2 separate regions of the Homo sapiens genome follow, and region 2 is linked to region 1. Evidence: chromatin loops called from intact Hi-C (ENCODE). Cell type or tissue: dorsolateral prefrontal cortex. All regions are shown on one strand. Links, peaks and the distances in the headings refer to the core of each region. The heading gives the core; the rest is flanking DNA.

Region 1 (11,499 bases), core at 1,147-9,146:
AAAAAACAAATAAACAAACAAACAAAACCCCACTAAGTGTTGATGAAAAGGATTCCAAGAGGTAGGGGATAGATTGCCAGACAAAGCAAGTAAAAATACAGAACTCTCAGTGTGGCAGCTCTCGGTGGGGACTTGAGGAGCTGGGTTTCAGGGAGGGCCGCACAGTTCAGTGCAATTCCGAATTGTACCACCATGGGGAAGCAGAGCCACAAAGTTGACCTGAGTGGTCCGGTTGGGTTCCTCTGCCAGGACCTCGGGGGCCAGGAGTGCCCGGGGCTGCCTGGAACTGAGGAGTGGTGGGAAGCTGAAAGGAGATGGAGGAGGGAGGAGCTGGGGACTGTGCCTGACCCAGTGTCCAACAGCTGAGGGAGGCCAGAGGAGGGAAAGGTCCTAGTGGGTGCAATCAGGGCAGGCTTCAAGAAAAGGACAGGCCTTAAAGACTGGCAAGATTTGGATAGAAACGGGAGGGCCCTCTGGGAGGGAGGCATGGCTTGAGCAAAGGTTTGCAGAAGGAATGAGCTTCATGGGAAGTGTGTCCTTGCCTGAGGCAGGGTGACAGTGTCTGAAATTCTGAAACACGTCTCAAGACATTGTTTTAGTCATGATCAAGTAACAGAAACCCACCTCAAATTGAGTTAAGAAAAAAAGAGGGCCCGGTGCAGTGGCCCGTGCCTGTAAACCTTACATTTTGAGAGGCCGAAGCAAGAGGATCACTTGAGCTCAGGAGTTTGAGGTCAGCCTGGGCAATAAGGTGACACCTTATCTGTACAACACTTTTAAAAAAAAATTAACTGGGTGTGGTGGCATGCACCTGTAATTCCAGCTACTCGGGAGGCTGAGAGCGGGGGATTGCTTGAGCCTGGGAGTTCAAGGCTGCAGTGAGCTGTGATCACACCACTGCACTCCAGACTGGGCAGCAGAGTGAGGCCCTAACAGTTAAAACAATAAAGAAAAAAAAGAAAAAATGAAAAGTTATTCCCTCATGTAACTAAAAAGTCCATCAAATGATGTCATCATGCATCTGCCTCTCTTTATCTCTCAGCTCTGCCTCTCTCTGTAGTGATTCTGTTCCAGGCCACCTTCCTTCTCCCAGTGGCAATGTGGCTGCCCACAGCTCCAGGCAGACTCCCTAAAACAACTTAGCCACCACCAGCAAGAGACGACCTCATTCACAGTGACTCCACAGACATCCTGGGGATCACTGATTGGCCTAGACTGTGTCATATGCCTATCCAGAAGCTAGTTGCTGCAACTCTCATGGATATGGTCTCAGTCACAGGCCACCTCTGGTATGCAGATAGATCTGTCCACTCAATGCCCCTGGACTGATATTGGGGTTGGGGGTGGTCTCCAAAGGAAAGGCAGGGTGGTCTCAGAAGATGGGACAGTGAGTGCTGGGCAGACAAAAAGAAGAGCGGTCCCAACCAGGTTTTCACCCGAGGAATGATGAGTCAGTAACTGTGGAGCAGGGCGGAGTGGGGCATGGAGTTTATTCTAGCTGTCTGTCTGTTCATTTGTTTGTTTAGCTTTTATTTATTTGTTTTTAATTTTTAATTAATTAATTTTGAGACAGAGTCTCACTCTGTCGCCCAGGCTGGAGTGTAGCGGTGCGATCGCAGCTCACTGCAATCTCCGCCTTCCAGGCTCAAGGGATCCTCCCGCCTTAGCCTCCTGAATAGCTGGGACCACAGGCGCACATCACCATGCCCAGCTAATTTTTGGATTTTTAGTAGAGATGGGGTTTTACCGTGTTGGCCAGGCTGGTCTCAAACTCCTGGGCTCAAGAGATCTGCCTACCTTGGCCTCCCAAAGTGCTGGGATTACAGGCATAAACCACCATGTCCGGCCAGTTGGTTTAGCTTTTAAATGTGAATGTGTGTGAGTGTGTGTGTGTGTGTATGTGTGTGAGTATGTCTGGGTGAATGTGTGTGTGAATGTGTGTGTGAATGTGTGTGTCTTCCAGTGTGCCTTGCCTCGATGGCTGCAGCCTGAACTCACTTAAAAAGTAATTCATGGCAGCTACCAGGTACCAGGAACAGTGCTGGAAGCCGAGAGCACTGCAATGAGCAAAAAAGATAAAGTCCTTGCCTTCCTGAATTTACATTCTGGCGGGAGAGACGGATAAAAACAGAGACCATTAAATACACAATGTGTTAGGTAACAACTAAGAGAAGGTTGGTCGGTATGTGCACAGGTGTGTGTATGTGTGCGTGCCCATATACCCATGTGTGTCGTGTGTGTGCATGCATGCATATGTGATGTCCTGTGCAGGATGGCCAGGAGGAGGAACATTTAAGCAGGGGTCCAAAAGAGGTGGGTAGTGAGCCAAGCAAAGATCTGGGCCCAGCAGTCCAGGTGGAAGGAACAGCAAGTACGAAGGCCCTGAGGCAGGAATGGGCATGGTGTTTTCAGGTATCAACAAAAGTCCTCTGACACTGAGCTAAGGGGAGAGTGGCGGGAGGGAGGACAGAGGAGTACAGGAGGCAGGTGGTGGTGCAGGGCCTTGCGGGCCACTGTAGGGACTTTGGCTTTTACTCTCCCCAAAACAGGGAGCCCTAGGATGGTTCTGAGAAGTGAAGGGACGTGATCTGACTTCGGTTTTGAGAAAACTGCCTGGCAGCTGTGTAGAAAGTAGATCACAGGGGCCAGGGCACAAGCAGGGCGGCTGGAGTGGAGGCTGCTGCAGTTGTCTGGGTGAGCGGTGAAGGCGGCTGGACCAGGGTGGCTGCTCTGGAGGTGCACGGGTGGGTGGAACTCCAAATGTATTTTGCAGGATGAGCCAATACAATTTGCTGATGGTTGGGGGTGGGGCATGATAAAAAGAGAGGAATCAAGAATGATCCAAAAGTTTTTTTGCCTGAGCAACTGTTAGGTTAGAGTTGCCTTTTCCAGAGACAGAAAGATTACAACAGAAGCAGTCGGCAAATATTTGAGAACATACTATGTGCCGAGGTTACACCTAGAAGCATGGCAACCTTGTCTTGGAGCTTGGCAAGAGAGACAGACAAGAACCACTGAACAAGTAGGTAGAGGAGAAAATACCAGCTGGTAAGAAGGGCCACTTAGAGCAACAGAACAGGGTGATGGGAGTCTGCATTTTATTCAAAGAGCAGCCAGGAACTGTGGGAGGGTTTGCAGCAGAGACAGAATCTGCTGTACCCTTTAGAAGACCACTCTGGAATAGACTGTTGGGGGCAAGATGAGACAGGGAGACCCGTGGGGAAGCTGGTGAGGAGGCTGCCGAGGCCTGAAGGTGGGAGATAGTGGCACTGCCGTCAAAGACCTCTAGCAGACGAACAGGGGTAGGAAACCGACTCCTGTTCTCTGTGAGAGGCATTTTAGGAGCATAGTGGCATCACTGTCCCCCTTCCAGGGGCTTGGACAGGTGCCTTTGCCCCGGGAGTCTCAACTCCCCAGTCTCTGCCACTTCCTCGGTGACTGTCGCATCCTCACGGATCCCTTCATCACCTTTTTGTTTCCCTATAATCAACTCCATCTCTGGATTTTCTTCATTTCCTCAGAGCTGCTCCACTATGGCTCATATCCTGTTGTTCCAGAACCCTTGCCCACCAGTACGCCCTCCTCTCTGGTGATGCCTTTCCAAAGCTTCTCCTGGGGTTGCAGGGTGGGGCTCCCACCCTTACTATACCCTGCAGCCCCATTTCTGCTTTTCACCTCTCCATCTGCAAAAACACTCCTGGCCATCTCAACACTTCTTTCTAAGTATCAGTGTTAAATCACAACCAAGTGTGTGCTCAGCACTTTACAGTTAGCACCATTCACCCTCCCATTTCACAGCCCGGGAAGGTGGGCCCTTGAGGGGAAAGAACCAGCTGTGGCAGACACCTGGCTTTATCACTTCCTAACTCTGACTCTGGGCCAGTCCTTTTGTTACCAACAAAGCCTGTCCCCCAGAAGATGGAGCCTTTTCCTGTTCTGTGCTGTGAAGCCAATACACGAACCCAAAAGTAAGCATGAAACAGTGCATGCTTTATTCGACGGCCTTTATTGAGAAGTGGGAGTTTGGCTCACAAATCAACTTCTCAGCTCCTGAGAGCTGGGAAACCATAGATACAGGCTTCATCTTTAATGAAAAAGTTGGGCATTAAAAGCAAGGGGAGGAATATCCATGTCTTTTCTGGAAATGGGAGAACTCCTTGGAACCAGAGTTACTACCTTCCTTTTTGTCCCTTTATGGTTTCTTCTGGCCATTGTCATGGCAATGTCAACTGTCATGACACTGATGGGAGTGTCATTTAGCAAGGAAATTATATTATAATGAAGTTAGAGGTTCTTTGGAGGTCAAGTGAGCTGCCGTCTTGCATCTCACCAGTTTCAGCCAGTTTGGTCACAAAGGTGAACTTCTGGCCTTGGCATCCTGTTTTTTAAAGATAAGCAGAGTTAAGGCAGGGCAGAAATTCAGCTAGATCATGTAGGCATTACACTGGTTAACACCATTTGGTGCCTCAGTTTCCTCAGACGTAAAATAGGCATCACAATCATTGTGGCACATGTGAAGGGCCAGTGCAGCCCACAGCACTTGGAGGTTGCTCAGTAAGTAAGAATTCCCTTCCCTACAGTTGGTTACCTGGGCAGGAGTTGCAACTCATAGTTGCAACCAGCCAAGGACTTGTTTTATTTGGCTCACATTGTGGCTTCTCTAATCTGAATTTGGATGTTTTTAGAAGCGGCACACATTTCCAGGAGGACAGGGACCCCACCACCCCTCATATTTCAAAAAATACCAGATAGCTCCCACATATCTGTTCACTGCTTAGCCCTAAAAGCATTTGTGGCAGATTGTATTTTCCAAGGTGGCCACAACTACATCTCCCATTCCACATACTCTTCATGCAATGTGACACTGATAGCCCTCCCATCGAGAGGTGGGGTCTATGTTTTCTCCTCAAGAATCAGATATGTGAGTACAGCACAAAGAATGCTATGTGGCTTCCAAGGCTAGGTCATGTAAGGCAACACAGTTTCTACCTGGTTCTGTCGGGACACTTGCTCTTGGAACCTAGCTGCCATGCTGTGAGGAAGCTCAAGCTACATGGAGAGGCCAGGTGTAGATTTTCAGCCAACACCTTCGGCTGATGTTTCAAATAGCCAGCAGCAACCACCAGGTATGTGAGTAAGGAAGCCTTTAAAATAACTCAAGCTCTTGGATTGCGGCTACATAAAAATACCTCCAAGCAAGATCCACGTTACCATACCCAGTCAACCCCCAGGAGACTATAATGACTGCTGTTGCTTTTAGCCAGTAAATTGCAGGGTTATTTGTTACTCAGCAATACACTCCTTTACTATGGCCAAAAAAGGGCAGAGTTAGAAATTGAATCCAGGACTGTCCATTTCCAGGACTTTCCAGAACTCACATAATCCACTTATCTGGCAGTTGTTGTATCTACCGTTTCATTTAGGGAAACAGACAGTGAAGAGAAATGGCTAAAATAAAAGAACTTTTGAAGAGGAAGGAACTCAGCTAACCACAGCAACATGGAGTCTCATGTTCCATGAAGAACACGTATAAGCCCCTGCTGTGTATTCCAGTGGGCTGCTGGACACCCATGGAGTTGTGAAAGTAAACCAAGGACATAAGTATTGTGATTCTGATTATATCCCTAGCCACAGTGGGACCTTGTATCCAGTAGTGCTCAATGCATGCTTACTATTCAGGGTGAAGACAACATTTGAGCTAGAATCAAGAAGTCTTTTCCACAGCAATAAACAATGTAGTGACAAGTGCAGTGACGAAAAATAAAGCTAGGTAAGAGGATAGTGAGTGATAGGAACTGCTGTTTTAGTGTGGGTGGCCAACGGAGGCCTCTCTAAGGCGGTGAAATCTGAGCTGAGGCTGGACGGAGGGAGCGAGCCATGGAGCTCTCTAGGGAGTATCTGGATGGAGGGAATAGCAGGTGCAATGGTGCCAAGGTGGGACTGGGAGGCCGGATGCTGGTGAGGAGCAAGTGTGGATGACAGCAGAGGAGACAAGGTCAGACCAATGGGGGTGGACTGGGTGGGCCTGCCTTTTAGTCTGGGTAAGATGGGGAGCTGCTAAAGGCAGGTGGAGGAAGAGGGTAGCCTAAGCTTCCAAACGGCCACTGTGGACATCACCAGGAATCCCTGACTCTGCCACTCAACGCTTCCTTTCTCCCTGTGGTATGGAGGCCACTAGCTTCTTCTTCTTCTTTTTTTTTTTTTTTTTGAGACGGAGTCTCTCTCTGTTGCCCAGGCTGGAGTGCAGTGGCACGATCTCGGCTCAGTGCAAGCTCTGCCTCCTGGGTTCACGCCATTCTCCTGCCTCTGCCTCCTGAGTAGCTGGGACTACAGGCGCCCACCACCACGCCCGGCTAATTTTTTGTATTTTTAGTAGAGACGGGGTTTCACCGTGTTAGCCAGGATGGTCTCAATCTCCTGACTTCGTGATCCACCCGCTTCGGCCTCCCAAAGTGCTGGGATTACAGGCGTGAGCCACCATGCCCGGCCAAGGCCACTAGCTTCTCCAGGCACACTGCTGGCCACTCTGCAACCTCAAAAGGAGGGAAGAAACTTGTTTCCAGCAGGTCCAACAGTAGTCCTAAGATTGGAGCCCGTTGGAAGCTCTCCTAGCTTCTGGTGGTGGCTGGCAGTCCTTGGCATTCCTTGCCCTGTAGATGAATCTCTCCAGTCTCTGTCTATATTGTCACATGGTCATCTCTCTGTGTCTTTTCTCCTCTTCTTATGAGGACACCAGTCATACTGGAATGAGAGTATACCTACTCAGGTATGACCTCATCTTAACATACAACTGCAATGACCCTAATAAGGTAACTTTCTGAGATATGAGGAGTTAGGACTTTGACATATCTTCTGTTGGGGGGACACAGTTCAACCTGTAACAGGTTTCTTGGGGCCATGGTCCAGTTGTTTGTACTCACACTTCAGACAGCCATTGCCCAAGAATTGTCCCCTGTGGGAAGACATTTGGGGTAAGGTGGCACCCATATGCCAAGGACAGGTCTCAGGAGAAGGGGGCAGCTATGCTCTTCAGCAGCCAACACTCACAGCAGCTGGGGAATGGGTGTGTCAGCAAGTAAAGGGGATATGGGCCCAGCACCCATTGGATCTAGATGGGCAAATTGTTTAACCTCTCTATGCCTCAGTTTCTTCAGGTGGAAAATAGTTGTAGAGTGGCTGCCTCAGGGATAGGTTAGGATGGAAATAATTCATATTCTTAGAACAGTGCCTGACACATGGTAAGCCCTTGGAAATGTTAGCTATTATTAATGACAATTTGGGCCATGGTGGGTGTGAGAGGCCCTCTGGGAAGTAGCAGGATTCATTCTCAGCTCATGGTCTGGCCTCTGCTCATCCTTCCTGACTGACTCCAAAACATCCCCGAGAAGTGTTAATTCACTACAAACAAAAACACGAGACAAGCCCTTCAAGACCATCGAACGCAGTCCTCCATGACTATTTCACAGATGGGAAAACTGAGGACAAGCAATGAATTTCTCAAGTAATAAATGACAGGCAATATGGTGGTGGTTAAGTGAAAGACTTTGGACTCAGACAGACTTGGGGGCTTGAATCCCAGCTGAGTGACCTTGGGCCAGTACCTCTGCCTCTCTGGGACTCAGTTTCCTTGTGTATAAAATGGGTCATGATCGTACCTATGGTTGAACATTCCGTGATGCTCTCTAAATGTTCATTCTGTATTAGCTCCTGTGTCATACCGATGTTATTGTGAAGCATGGGCACATATGTGGCCATTCTGGAGGGAAGGGGACATTTTCAGCTCCCAGGACACCCTGGCCTGAGAGGTTTTGGCTCCAGGTCCCTCACCCTGGCTCTAGTCCTGCTGTGCTGTCTCCCATCTCAGCAGAGGCCCCTGTCTGGCCCAGGCTGTGGTCCTCCCAGGAAATCGATATCCTGAGGCTGACACCCACCTCCCCAGCACCTTTGAGCTGCTTAATTGTATGGATGTGGTGCTGCTGCCATGGCCTCGTTTTCATCAGAGCTGTGTGGGCCACAGCCGTGCTTGGTTGAGAGGTACATTCATTATAGAGTCAGCTTTTATTGGGACTTCTAGAGGGCCTGGGGATGAGGAGTGAAGCAAGCAGGCACGCTTCCTCCCCAGGGTGCAGCCAGGCGTCTAGTCCAGGCTGCTGATAATAACAGCCAACATTCACTTAGGGCTTACTGTGTGCCAAACGCCATCCTAAAGGCATTACAAATATTAACTCACAGCAGCCCTGTGAAGTTAGTATTATGGTTATTATCCTCATCCCCATTTTACAGGTGGGACAACCGAGGCTCTGAGGAGTGAAGTGACTTGGTCAAGGTCACTCAGATAACAAGTGCAGCCAAGGGCTCTAGAGCCTGGGTGTTCAACCCCTGCCCTGTGCTGCCTCAGTGTTGGTGGTGTTGAAAAGTGTGATGTCAACAATAACATAGCAGCTTCCATTTACTATGAGTTAGCAGGAGTCAGGCATAGCACCATGTACCTCTACGTACAAACTTTATTCCACCCCAGCTCTGAGATAAGGGTGAACAGCCCCATTTTATAAATGAGCCATGTGGGCAGTTGGTGGGGGAGGGTGAAGGCACTTGCTCAAGGCCACACAGCTCATTGAGGAAACAGCTGTTTTGTTTTTTACTCCAGGCAGGTCCTGCTCAAAGCCTAGGCTCTTAACCGACTTCCTCTGCTGCCTCACATTCTCTTTCTGTTTGACTTCTTCGAGAGGTCACTGCCCATCTCTGGGCTTCAGTGCACCTTTTTTTTTAATGTAGAGATTTGCTCTATTTTATAATTTTAATTTTTAAGAGAGATGAGAGTTTCACTATATTGCCCAGGCTGATCTTGAACTCCTGGGCTCAAGTGATCCTCCTGTCTCGGCCTCCCAGAGTGTTGGGATTACAGGCGTGAGCCACTGTGCCCGGCCCCTCAGTGCACTTTTCATCCACCAGTGTGTCTTTCTGAATTCCTAAGTGCCTAGACTGGAGTTGAGGGCTGGGGCAGGTACAAAGGAGGGAGGGGAGGCCGGGGTCTCTGCCCTCGGGTTGTCAGATGCCTGCCTCCATCCCCAAGGCGGCATTTCTCCCAGTGCCTCTTACTGGTGGGGCACAAGCCACCTGCAGCATGATGCCTGGAGTGCTTGTTAGTAAGGCCGGTGCCAGCCCTAGAAATTCTGATTCAGGAGGCCTAGGTTGGGGCCTAGGAACCTGCATTTAAAGAAGCATGCCAGGGGATGCTGATACACAGCCTCCACAGGCCCCATGGATTCAGATTCTGCCCGACTCTCCTCTTAATTAAAAAGTCTTACAAAGAGAATACAAAGAATCAAGAAGGTGATTTTCGTCATTTAACAAACTAATTCAAAATTAAACAAGTTTTAAAAATTATGAAGATAACATGTGTTCATGTTAAAACATTCAAACAGTATAGGAGGATGAAGTAGTAACTTTTGGTTTTTCTCCCTCCCACTGTCTCCTGGAACTGTCCAAAGAAAACCACTTGCCAAATGCTCATTGATCACCCCCTTGGAGCCTGGGACAGCAGGGGACTAGACAGATGCAGTCCCTCGCCCCGACCATGGCAGTTGATGTGTATGGAGTGCTTACTGTGGCCAGGCCCATCCTACCTACTTCCCCATGCTTACAGTGGTGTCACAGGCGGTCCTACGATTTTTCTCCTTTTATAGACGAGAATGGAGTTTATTATCGAAATCATGATTTTCCAAAGTTGTCCCAGTTCAACCTGCATCAGAAACACTTGAGCCTGCCATGCAGAATGCAGATTCCTGGGCTTCAACCTGCCAATTTCCTAGAGCGGAGGTAGGAGGCTGCATTTTTATGCACATGCCCCATTTCTACCTACACATTTTCTGACCCCCATTAATTTTTTTTTTTTTTTTTTTTGAGACAGAGTCTCACTCTCTCGCCCAGGCTGGAGTGCAGTGGCGCGTTTCGGCTCACTGCAACCTCCATCTCCCCAGTTCAAGCGATTCTCATGCCTCAGCCTCCTGAGTAGCTGGGATTATCGGCGTGCACCACCATACCCTGCTAATTTTTGTATTTTTAGTAGAGACAGAGTTTCGCCATGTTGGCCAAGCTGGTCTCAAACCCCTGACCTCAAGTGATCCACCCTCCTCAGCCTCCCGAAGTGCTGGGATTACAGGCATAAGCCGCCACACCTGGCCTCCCACTAAATTTTGAGAACCACTGCCCAAGCTGTGGTGGGAGGTAGAAGAATGAAGGGACTATGGAAATGGTGGGACTTCAAAGGGGCTGAAGCCTTCATGAGGAGGAGAGTCAGGGCAAAGCACAGAGCTAGGATGGCGCTTTGTTGGATTTCTTGCCAGTGGTGTAGCTGAGCCCCAGTACATGCCTAACCTAGTTCGTGTCTGCCCCCTCCCAAGGCTGCTAGCCCCTGAAGCCTCTCTTCTTCCCAAGACATGCAATTCTCCCAGCCCCCAGCCTCCAGGCGATCCCAGCTGCTTCTGTTATATCTTATTAGTCAAGTGGAACATTAATTAAATGTGAGAATAATAGACCCAGAGTCCAAAAATATTGTAAAGCCCAAGGAAGAAAAGAAGTCCTTTCAAAGGGCCCTGCAGTAGCCGGAATTCTTCATTATGTCACAATAAGGAAGGCTGTTACCCTGAGATTCCCACTCTGCCAGGTGACTCAAGGCAGCAGGCCTTGGGATGTGTGGCAGGGTGACATGGGGGTGGGGAGCCCAGGGAGCCAGGAGCAACCTGGGTCACGTGGACTACCAGCAGACTCCGTAAGGAGGGCCACAAGGGCCCTCTGGGAAAATGGGACCCTCTGGGAAAAGAAGAAAGTTCAAACCACCCCTCTCCACTCCATCCTCACCCTCCTGACTTTTTCCCCTGGTGAACTCCTATTCATTCTTCAAGGCCCAACACAAAAGCCCCCATCTCTGAGAAGCAGAGTTAATCCTTGCATTCCCTGAGCTGTGGCAGAACTGTGAACTGCTCTGAATTCAGCTTCTGGGTCACATAGTTATTTCAGGCCATTATTCCCATGTCTGTCCCCCCTCAGCCCCCGCAACCAGACTAACCCAGACTAAATTAACTTTTCCCACCTCAGGGTCCTCAGGACAAGGCCTGGCCCTGAGCAGGTGTTGGTGAACATTTGTCAGAAGAACCAATTATTTTTGTTAATACAAACCCTGGTGCTGGCCAGCTCTGGTTTCAAACTTTTTTCTTTCTTTCGTTTCCTTTGCTTTGCTTTCCTTTCTTTTTCTTTCTGTCCCTCCCTCTCTTCCTTCCTTCCTTTTTCTTTCCCTCCTTCCCTCCCTCCCTCCCTTCTTTTTCTTTCTTTCTTTCTTTCTTTCTTTCTTTCTTTCTTTCTTTCTTTCTTTCTTTCTTTCTATTTTGCTATGTTGCACAAGCTAGTCTTGAACTCATGGGCTGAAACAATCCTCCTATCTCAGGCTGGGATTACAGGCACACGCCACGACACCTGCCTCAAACTCCTTCTTTCAAACAA
Region 2 (11,499 bases), core at 2,338-10,337, 48 kb after region 1:
ATTCTCATTTTCCCGATTACGATACTGACTTTCAGAGAAGGGAAGCTGCTTGCCTAGGATCATACAGCTAGTGAATTGCTAAGTGCTATAGTTTGGATGTCTGTCCCTCCAAACCTCATGTTGAAATTTGATCTTCAATGTTTGGGTCATGGGGACAGATTCAGCCATGAACAGATTAATGCCTTCCCTCAGGGGTGAGTGAGTTCTCGCTCTGTGAGTTCTTTTGAGAGCTGGTTGTTAAAAAGAGCCCAGCACTCTGTGCTCGCTCGCTCTGTCTTTGTCTCTCTCTCTCTCTCCCTTTAGCTCTCTCTCGCTCTCGCTGTCGTTTTCTCTCTGGCCATGTGATCTCTGCACACACAGGCTCCCCTTCACCTTCCACCATGAGAGGGAGCAGCCTGAGGCTCTTACCAGATGCAGATGCCCAGTTTGAACTTTCTAGACATCAGAATCATGAGCCAAATAAACCATTTTCCTTTCTAAATTACCCAACCTCAGATACTGCTTTATAGCAACACTAAATGGACTAAGACACTAAGCCAAGATGGAAACCTAATTCTGTATGACCCCAAAAGCCAGGGTCATACAGGGAGGGGAGTGGAAATGCCCCGACTTTCCTCTCCTCTCTGATCTTCTAAACCACACCAGAATCTGAAGGAGAGGGAACCTGCATGGGGCAGTCCATAGAGATCTGCCGCCTGGACACATACAGGGCCAAAAATGGGTCTGGAGGGCAAATGGAGGACATCCCCAAAGCCAGGCCAGTCAGCAGCTGGAGTCTCTTAACTACCACCCTGTAGATTGTGTGGCAGAGTCCAGAATCAAATTTCGACTTGAGATTTCAATTCTGTCTCTGCCTTGCCCTTCTGACAACCTCCTCTGCTATCACTTGGCATTGCTGAGGTAGTATCCCTCCTACATAGCACCAGCTCCTGCACCTGGGTGAGCCTCTCCAACCCAAACACAGGATGACCTCTGGGAGAGAGAGGTCTCCTTCTCATGCCCCATTGTTCCTCTCAGGGCCCCAGCTGTTAACCAAGACCCAGGCAGAGGACCTGACTCGCCTTCTCACTGAGGCTCATCCTGAGAGACTGATGGTTTAATATTAACCCCAATAATAGGAATAGCTTACATTTATCAATTACCTGCAATGCCCTGTGCCCACACTAAGCACATCATATGCACTGTCTCATTTTATTCTCACATACAGCTTTGCAATGTAGGTACTACAGCTATCCCACTTGACAGATGAGGAAACTGAGGCTCAGAGACATTAAGTGGGTCAGGCAAAAACTCAAGATTCCAGTCATTTTGACTCCATGTGCTTAACTTTTAAGACATGCTACAACTGTGTCGACAGTTTCCTAATGAGTTACAGCCAAGGGAGCAGTTTCTAGAGGTACAGTCAGTAAGACTAGGCTGTTTCTCTTTGTGTGGCTCATGAAGTCTCCTGGTGGGTTCAAGGTCTTCTATATAAAGGACTCTGTGTGTGGGGAGGGTCAGATACTGGGGTTAATATCAGTGTTAATAACTCTCAAGCTCACTTTGAAAAACAGTCTGGATGCTTCTCTCTTCTCCGGAGCAAGCAGTTGTGCATCTCTGAAGAAGTGAATGTTGATGGGTCTAAAACAATCACAGAAATTCAATTTTTTTTTCTGGTATTCTGTTTAGGGGTGTTTGTGTCATTCAGTGATATATGATGGGATGTCAATGGGGGCTTTGGGAATAGGTTTCCTTGCTGATAAAACAGAGGCACCATGGCCAAAAAAAAATAAGTCCCCTTCTTCTGCTTATGTCATCATGGTTTTAAGTGATGACTGGCACTTTGGCAGCTATTTTGTGACCATGAGGGCACAAGCCTGAGATGGAAGTCAACTGACAGGGAATGGCAGAGCAGAAAGATGGATACATATGAGTTCTTGACAATGTCACTGAGTCATACCACAAAGACTTCACCAACTCTGAGGCCGCCCCACTGTCTGGACATGCTGTTACACAGGATAATAAAATCGGCTAATTGTTTATACAACTGCTGGTTGGGGTTTCTGTTACTTGTGGCCAGAACAGCCTGATTGGCCGGGCACGGTGGCTTACACCTGTAATCCCAGCACTTTGGGAGGCTGAGGTGGGCAGATCACCTGAGGTCAGGAGTTCGAGACCAAGCTGGCCAACATGGTGAAAGCCCGTCTCTACTAAAAATACAAAAATTAGCCAGGTGTGGTGGCACACGTCTGTAGTCCCAGCTACTCAGGTGGCTGAGGCAGGAGAATTGATTGACCCTGGGACGTGGAGGCTGCACTCCAGCCTGGGTGACAGAGCAAGACTCCGTCTCAAAAAAAGAAAAAAAAAAAAAATCAGCCTGATTGCTACAGAATCTGACATTTTCAGCCTCGTCATTTGCTACTTTCCAGTTCTCATGCTCCCCACCATCTACTGTCACTCTCCTTAGCTTCTCACTGTCCCCAAACATATCATGCCCTCTCCTGCTCCCACATCTTTGCCCCCACCATTCTGCCTGCCAGGAATGCCCTTGCCCACCTATCCCTTAATAGCCAGCGACTCAATGACATTACTGTATCTGGGAAGTCCTTCCTGACACCCGTGGCTGGGATGGATGACCCTCCTCTGTGGTTCCAGCTCCTCCTTCACAGCACTGACCACCAAGGGACCTGTCTGTCCCCCACTGACCTGTGAGATCTTTCAGGAGGAAAAGAGGGAATTATGTCCCTGGCACTCAGGAAGGATGCTGCTCACGGCTTTCATGGGTTTATCATGTCCTGAAACAGTCTCCAAAGTTATGCCTGTCTATATGAATATGTGTGGCAGAGTGAGTTTGTTAAAAGTACAGGCTTTGGAGTTAAACAGACCTAGGTGTGAGTTCAACTAGCTAAGTCTGACTACTACACTAACGAGCTACAGCACCTCTAGGTGCTAACAACCTTTCTGTGTCTCAATCCACCTACCTGCAAAGTAGAGATGGTAAACCTGACTTACCAGGGCGTGATGAAGATTAGATAAGATATGTTAACTACTTAACTTTGTGCCTGGCACGTAGCAAATTATTCATACATGCCAGCTCTTGGGATTATTACTTTATTGGTTTGCATTTAATTTTTGTTGGGGGAAGAGTTTTGAGCTTTTGCCAAATTCTCCAATGGGTCTATGATCCAGGAAGGTCAAGAACCACTGGTTTGGAGAGTAAAAGGAGCCCCCAGTGGGTCTGCTGGCTGTGATGAGTACACTGCCATGAGTGCTCACATAGCGGCTTTGTGGCGTCCACTGGGGGGTACCGCGTAAGTGTTCCTCTGTGGGTCAGGGTGTGATCTTGCCCGTGATGAATTCCCCCTCCCAAGCCCCTGGGTCCCTGTGACCTCCAGGGCTCTCCAAATACCTCATTAGCACTGGCTGAGAGCACAGCTAGGAAGTGGGGCTGCTGTTGCCTCTGCAGAGAACATCCCTCATTACAGCAGAGAGAAGCAGCAGCTCTGACAGGGGCTGGGCAGGGGCAGGGCCCCTTTGTGTCTAGGCCTGATGACTCAGGGAACATTGCACTTCTGAGGACATCATTGTCAGCACAAAGCTGCGGCTCTGATGACAGAGCCCAGGCTCCTCTGGACTGGCACTGTCCTGCCTCCCCCAGCCCCCTTGATTGCTCAGCCCCCTTTCCTATGACTGCACCAGCGTTAAAGCTGCATCCGTAATAAACTGTCCTTTTACTCACTGGTCCTCCCAGTGGCCAAGAGAGGGTAGACTGTGATCCCTGTCAGAACCCTGAGGCCCCAATAGACTGGGCAGAGCCAGGTTTGGGATTCAGGTCCCCCTGCTCCAAGCTCTTGCGGAGTGGCGGGCAGAAGTGCACACTTAGTATCAGGCAAACCAGGGTGGGTCCTGGCCGTGCCACTCTCAAGCCATGGTGTTGGGCCAGCCGTTTCTATTTTCTGAGCTCCAGTTTCTTCATCTGTAGGAAGCAGATAAATAGTCACAACTGAACCCCCTCCTCCCCTGCCTTGCAGAGAAATCGTTCTAAAAGTCAAACCTGATTATGTCGCCCTCCTGCTCACAGCCCTCAGCAACACTCCCTGGCCCTCAGGATGAAGGTCAAGTTTCTCGGCCTGCCATTCAAGGCACTTTGTAATCTGGATGCTGCCCATTGCCCTGGCCACAGCCCCTACCGCACATTCCAACCAGTCACAAATCAAACCGCTTCTCTCCTCAGCCCACTCAATTCTGTTTCCTTTACCAGGAATTCTTTCTGCCTGTCTTTTAAAATCACCAGGAGAATCCCTGCTTCAAGCTCAATGCAGGTACTTCCTCCTCCAGGAAGCCTTCCGTGACCTCCTACTCCCTCTTTCCACATTGCCTCAGGTGCCTCCTCCTGGCTTCCACCTCCCAGAGCTGAGTGGACTTTGTGCTAGAATCCTGGCATTAGAAAGAGCCTTAAAAGTTCATTGAAAGCAGTGCATCTCCAAGTGTGGCCCAGCAACATCTGCAAACTTGTGAGAAACGTACATTCTTGGGTCCCACCCCCAGAACTACTGAATCAGAAACTCTGGGAGTGGGACACAGCAATCTGTGTTGTAACAAAGCCCTCCAGGGAATTCTGATGCCCAAATTTCAGAACCACTGGTCTAATGCGGTCTTTTGCAACCATGCTGGAGTTCTGCATTTGTGGTGCCCCCAAGAAATCGACTACCACATGGTCTGGGCTCCTGCATCTGCTACAGGAGAAAGAGGCCCCAGCTGGGCTATTGGTGCCCCTGTGTGCCCAGCCACCCTCCTTCCAGGGGCCTCTAGCTAACAGAGTTGTTACAGAGGAGAGTTCTCTCCATCACATCCCATTCTCCCCCTTCCTACAGACACATGGCCAATTTTAAATCGTAACTTTCTTTTATTGGCAAAGAAGAAATTTTGGCACCTGTTTCATATATTTCTCATCAGCTTCTCTTCATCCCAATCTTGCCAGGCTGGGGCCTGCTGTGCTTAAGAATCGAAATACTGGTCATCTGCCTTTTAAGGAAAATGCTGTAAATTTCATGGGGCTCATCTCAGACGCACCAAATGTTACCTGGAAAAATACATCTTTTCTCCTCTTCTCCTGCTCAGCAACCTGCCAGTGTGGTTCAGAGGGTTGTAGTTGTAAAGGTCTCAGTAGTTCAAATGGTTTCTGAACCAAGTTCTCTTTCCATTAGAAGAGTCCAGGTTCCCTCAATTCCCCTTTTGCCACTTTAGGAATTGCTAACCTGTCATACTTGGAAGTTCTTCTTGGTGTCTAATATAACTCTTTCTTGCTATTGCTGGCTCCAAACCAGCCTGTCACATATAGAGGAAAAGTATTTTTATCTCTGTTTTTCGGATCTGGAAACTAGCAAAGGACATGGCACACAGTAGGCACTCGATGTTAGTTTAGAAAATAAGTGAATGAATGAATGGGGAGATTAATAATAACAAGTGCTGCTGATGAAAATGAACATTTAGGCTGAGGTGAGGGAATGGTTTGAGCCCAGGAGGTCAAGGCTGCAGTGAGCTATGATCACGCCACTGCACTCCAGCCTGGGTGATAGAGCAAGACCCTGTATCTAAAAACTTTTTAAAAAAGTGAACATTTACTCTGAGGATTATGTTAAGTGTCTCAGATATGTTCAAACACCCAACAACCTTATGAGGTAGATACTATTTTATCCCTGTTTTACATAGGGGAAAACTGAAGCTCAGAGACATTAAGCAATTTGCCTAAGGACACACAGCAGTGTCATGACATAACTAGTAATTGAACCCAGCTGAACTAATTATATAATTGAAAGATCACTTCCTAGATTATCCCTTGAGTGTTAATTATCTGAGGGGCACAGCTGTCGTAGGAAGCCTCTATCTAGCTCCTGGAGGTTCAGTGTGAGTGAGGGCCAGGCAGAGACAAATGAGCCCCACACTTTTCCTTTGATGAAAAGCTCCTGAAGACAGCTGGAGAGGAGGAGGAGGAGGCGGACAGAAGCTGGGCACACCAGAGGAGACAGAGATGTGGCGTCAAAGGCAACAAGTGCTGACAGGTCTGTGAGTAAGAGGCCCCTTCTCTGTCACTGGGCTGGGGTTTCTATTAGAGCAAAGCTTCAAAACCAATGACAAGCCAGCAAAAGACAGTGCTAGCCTGCTCCTGCTGCCAAAACACGCATTTTCTTAACACCCCTCTTTCCTTCTTTTTTTAACCCTTAAGCTTATCATCATTTTTAATATTTTAAATTTACTCAGGTAATAAATACATTATCACCTTAAAACATATATAATATACAGATATGTAGAGCCAAAATTAGAGCTTCCTTGTATAACTCCCCACCTCCCAGCTCGAAGATGTTGCCACAGTTCACAGTTGAAGTTGGTTAGCCTGCTTTCTCTAGAAATGGGGCTCAGGGCAAGGATGAATGTGTGGCTGCTTCCTTTGGGTGGTGCAAGCCCAGATATGAGCCCAGGATGATCACAGGCCGAGAAAGGGAGCAGGGAAGCCATGGGAAGGGTGGTACCATGAGGCCATCACTCCACAATCACCCTCGTGGCTGCTCTGGAGGTACACCCACCTTACACAGAACACCTCCAGGAGGACTGCAAGGAGAAATCCAGTCTCAGATAGTCCAGAGAAAGATGGAAGGAGAGGGGGTTTATCTACCTGGATCCCTCCTGTCTCCTGGGTCTCATTAGTCAACCTTGGTTCTGTGGCCAATGAACGATAAATTCTTTTGTACTTCTGGCATCATTTGGTCATTTTGGGGGCTCTGAGGTCTTTCCATCCCACACCCTGTGGGGTGTGTTTCAAATACGGATGTAAGTCTTATTATTACTCAAGTACAGTGAGACCAACAGCTCAGGAGACGACTGCCACAGAAAAGAGTTTGTTACTCACAGGTCCCAAGAGGAGGGGGCATGCCATGCCAGGAAGAGCCACAAGGAGAGGCATGAGGGTCAATCAGGAGGCAGAGGGTGTGAGGGGCAAATGGGGCAAGATCCTTTACTTTAGTTTCCAGGTGAGGCAGGGTAAACAGGCTTAGGATTGGCTAGATTGAATAATTTCAGCAGGCTTTGGGGCATAGCGGCTGACCCTAGATGCTTGGTACCTGGCCCTGGAGTGATTAGGGCAGGAGAATAGTGGCCTGGAGTGAAAGAGCCCAGAGATAAAGGGGGTGGTGCGGGTGGGGGCTGTGCATTGATTAGTTTGCATGTTAAATGCACACTTACAGGCCAGTCCTTTACTATCTCTTGGCCATCCCTGGGAGGAGCAATCCCTCCAGGGTTACCAAGACCCCAGATGTCAAAGCATCAGAAACATAGAAGATAGAAAGGTATCATTAATACAGGGAAGAACCAGAAACTCTGGGCATGAGCTGGTGGATCTAGCTGCACTGTGGTGGCCAAGGGGGAGGGTCCTGCACACCCAGCAGGGACAATGTCCTCTGCCTATTGCGACTTCTTTGACCCAGCTCCTCCTACTCTCCCCTCATTCACACCATCCTCCTTAGCCTCCTTGCTGTTTCTGGAACATGCCAGGCAACAGGGACCAGGGCTGTAACTTTCCAGATCATTTTCTCTACATTTGTACACAGCCACATGCACATATATTTGCACACTATTGTCTCAAGACTTTTCTGATACCACCGCACATCTTAGAGCTGTCCTCATGTCAGTCGTTAGATATTTCCCTTGTTCTTTTTAATCACTATAATGGTTGACGCATGGGTGCATCAAAAGTCACTTATGCACACCCCTATGGATGGATATTTAGGTTATTTTCAGCACTTCCTGATTATAAACAACGCCATCATAAGCAGTCTTGCTCCTGTCTTTGTATAGACATGCGAGTTTCTGTGGGATAGAACACCTACAAGCAAAATTGCTAGGACAATGGGCATGGGTAGTTAACATTTTCACAAATACTGCCAACTGCTCCATAGAAAGCCGCTCCCAATTTATACACCCACCCATAGTGAGTGAGGTTTCAGAGAACTCATTGCTCCACACCATTTCCAACAACAGCTATTTTCAGTGATTAATCTTTTTGAAATCAATCTATTTTTTCTTTTTCTTTTTCTTTTTAGAGGTGGAGTCTCACTCTGTCACCCAGGCTGGAGTGCAGTGGTGAGATCTCAGCTCACCGTAGCCTCCACCTCCTGGGTTCAAGCGATTCTCCTGCCTCAGCCTCCCGAGTAGCTGGGATTACAGGTGCACCCACCACGCCCGGCTAATTTTTTTTTTTTTGAGACGGAGTTTTGCTCTTGTTGCCCAGGCTGGAGTGTGATGGCGTGATCTTGGCTCACTGCAACCTCCACCTTTTGGGTTCTAATGATTCTCCTGCCTCAGCCTCTTGAGCAGCTGGGATTACAGGCATGCGCCACCATGCCCAGCTAATTTTGTATTTTTAGTAGAGACGAGGTTTCTCCATGTTGGTCAGGCTGGTCTTGAACTCCTGACCTCAGGTGATCCACCCACCTCGGCCTCCCAAAGTGCTGGGATTACAGGCATGAGCCACTGCACCTGGCCTTAATTTTTGTATTTTTAGTAAAGACAGGGTTTCACCATTGTTGGCCAGGCTGGTCACAAACTCCTGACCTCAAGTGATATAGCTTGCCTCAGCCTCCCAAAGTGCTGGGATTACAGGTGTGAGCCACCACGCCTGGCTGAAATGAAATCAACTTCCTTCCTTCCTTCTTCTTTCCTTCCTTCCCTCCCTCCTTTCTCCCTTTCTTTCTTTTCTTTTTCTTTCTTTCTTTCTTTTTCTTCCTTTCTTTCTTTCCTTCTCTTTCCTTTCTTTTTCTTTCTTTCTGACTTTCCTTCCTTCCTTCTTTCTCTTTCTTTCTGACTTTCCTTCCTTCTTTCTCTCTTTTTCTCTCTCTCTTTCTCTCTTTTTCTTTCTCCTTCCTTCTTTTCTTTCTTTCTTTTCCTTCTCTTGCTCTGTTGCCCAGGCTGGAGTGGCTGGCACGATCTTGGCTCAAGCCAATCTCAGGTTCAAGCCATTCTCCTGCCTCAGCCTCCCAAGTAGCTGGGACTACAGGCACGCACCACTATGCCTAACTATGAAATCAGCCTATTTCTGGTAGCCACTCTATTTGATTCCAAAAATGGCTTGAAGCAGTTTTTACTCAAAAAAAATACCTGAAGTTCCTCTTTTGCAAGGATCTGCCAACATAGGCCATGTCTGCCCTCAAACCATGAAGAAGGCATCCTGGTCATCACCAAGAAGTACTACATTCACCTGGGCAGCAACTTCCACACACACACACAAGCATGAGTGCAAGGAGATCACCATCATTCCTGGCAGGAAGCTCTGCAGCCAGACAGCAGGCTATGCTATGTACCCGATGAAGCAGATTCAAGAGGCCCAGGGAGAGCCAGCTCCATGAGTTTGCTGGAGGAGGGAGAAAGAAGAGAGAATTCTGTTTGTGAGGTCTCAGCCTGGGTGGAGAGATCACTGAAGCAGATCCTGACACTAAGGACATGCTGAAGCTTCTGGGCTTCAGCAGTCTATCCAACCTGCAGGTCACTCAGCCTGCAGTTGGGATGAATTTCAAAACGCCTCATGGAGCTGTTTGAATATTTCTATTCTGGCATAATTAAAATTTCCAATAAACCTGGGACAACAGGAAAAAAAAAAAAAGGAAGCAGTCTAGAATTGAGATTAAATCGTTTGGACTCTACAATCAGACTACTTGGGCTCAAATTACCTTCCTATGAAAGTGTATCTCATTTATCTCCATTTTATAGATGAGAAAACTGAGGCCCCTGGAGTTGTATTAATTTTCCAAGACCGCATTGCTCATAAAGGGTACAGCAGGGACCCAAGCTCAACACTCTCACCCTCAAACATTTCCACAAGTGTAGACCAATGGCTCTCAACTGGGGTGGTTTTGCTCACGTACCACTCCCTTGCCCCACAGCATTTGAAAGCATCTGGAGACATCTGGGGTAGCCATAGCTGGGAGGGTAGAATGGCACCTAGAGGATGGAGACCAGAGATGCTGCTAACCATCCTACAATACACAGGACGCCCCCCGCTCACCACCACCACGAATGGTCTGACCCCAAGTGTTGTGACTGTGCCAAAGCTGAGAAACCCAAGTTTCTCCTCAGCAAGAAGGGAAAATACCTGCAACGTGGATGCACCTCTACAGGAGCCCCAGGCTGACAATAACCTTCCTGATCTGGTTTCAACCCTGGATGCTTTTACCTGGTGCGTCCATCAGGGATTTCAGGGACTCCAAAGAGTTATTACCCTTGAATGCTCGGTTCCGCCTGACAACCCAGAAATCTCTGCCAAGGTGCCTGGTCTTGAGGAAGGCTCAGCAAGTGGTTGAGGTTGATAACCAAATACCTAGGAGAGACTTTTCTCTCCCTCCAGGAGGAGCTGTGGGTCAGACACACCCTGGGATCATTCACAAGCGGTCAATAAAGGTTTGGGGAGGGCCAGGTTTTCTAGGCCTTCTCAATGGGGTGGGTGTTTGTGGATACACAAGAAGCCTGTGAAACTTCTGATATTGGCAGGAAATCAATGCCCCCCACCCTCCACCCTCCACCCCCCCAACCTCCCCACCATAAACACATGCCCTGCAGCAGGACTTGGCACTCAGGGGCTCCTGGGGGCCCGATTTACCTGCTAAAACATCCTCTAGCCACCACCGAATAAAGCCACCCCTTGCCACCCAACCACAAGAGCACAGCCTGGGAGCCACTCCAAGGGACATCCAGTCACATTAAAACCTCAGCCATCCAGAGCACCAGGCCTGGTGATGAGAAAGAACATTTTATCCTTAAAAGCATCTGAATGCCCATGCTGCTTCTTGCAGAGAAAAGTCCAAAATAATCTGCTATTAAAGAACGAGGATGGTTTTGACATTTTTACCAAGCTAATGGTCTACGCAGACAAAATCTCATAAAAGGGCACTCTGTTCTTCTTGATCCACTCAGACATGGCCTGTGAGTGAAGAAACGGGCTCTCCTCCTCAAAGAAATCACTGCTGGTCCTCACACCAGCCTGACACTGCTTCTTGGGTTCTTCAAAGAGAGTATTCCCATAGAAACTAAAAGGGAAGAGGAATGGGTGTGGCGGGCATTGTGGGCAGCAGTGGGCTTTGGGACAAATTTTAAGTTTGAAAATCAAGATTCCCTCTTTTCGAGGGGCTGCCAGACTGAGCAGATACAGACACCGTGAAAAGAGGGTGCCACATTCAGATTCAGGAAACAAGGATGGTTTCTGTTCAGTTCCTGCATCATCCTTCAGGTCATGCGATTCCCATTTCCCTCGGTGGACCAAGAAATTCAGTGGGGTTTCTGCCTTTTAAATATTTCATTATCAATATGTCATCCTTTTAGCCTCCAGAAAGCATTTTAACATGGAGATTCTGGCTTAAAACACTTGTGGGTCTGTCTCTCTCTCTCTCTTTTCCTTGAAACAGGGTCTCACTTTGTCACCTACACTGGAGTGCAGTGGCATGATCCCAGCTCACTGCAGCCCGACCTTCTAGGCTC

What was found. Hi-C counts contacts between places; a loop is a spot of excess contacts. Peaks named below come from ENCODE experiments on the same cell type or tissue, not always from the same donor. Only the 100,000 strongest peaks of a DNase experiment are listed, where the experiment ranks them.
Region 2: it touches region 1 in a loop (2.5-fold over the local background); 62 of 110 quality-filtered maps call a loop at or near these places.

What each region holds. Positions count from the first base shown.
Region 1 is chr3:129,942,222-129,953,720 of GRCh38, forward strand. No RefSeq gene overlaps it. Among named protein-coding and RNA genes, the nearest start is that of TRH, 27 kb to the right of the region's middle. In dorsolateral prefrontal cortex, for the core only: no CTCF peak of the experiment used is centred there; no DNase peak of the experiment used is centred there.
Region 2 is chr3:129,989,370-130,000,868 of GRCh38, forward strand. It overlaps the pseudogene LOC124906284 and the pseudogene RPS17P9. Among named protein-coding and RNA genes, the nearest start is that of TRH, 20 kb to the left of the region's middle. In dorsolateral prefrontal cortex, for the core only: no CTCF peak of the experiment used is centred there; a DNase peak (open chromatin) is centred at 6,012.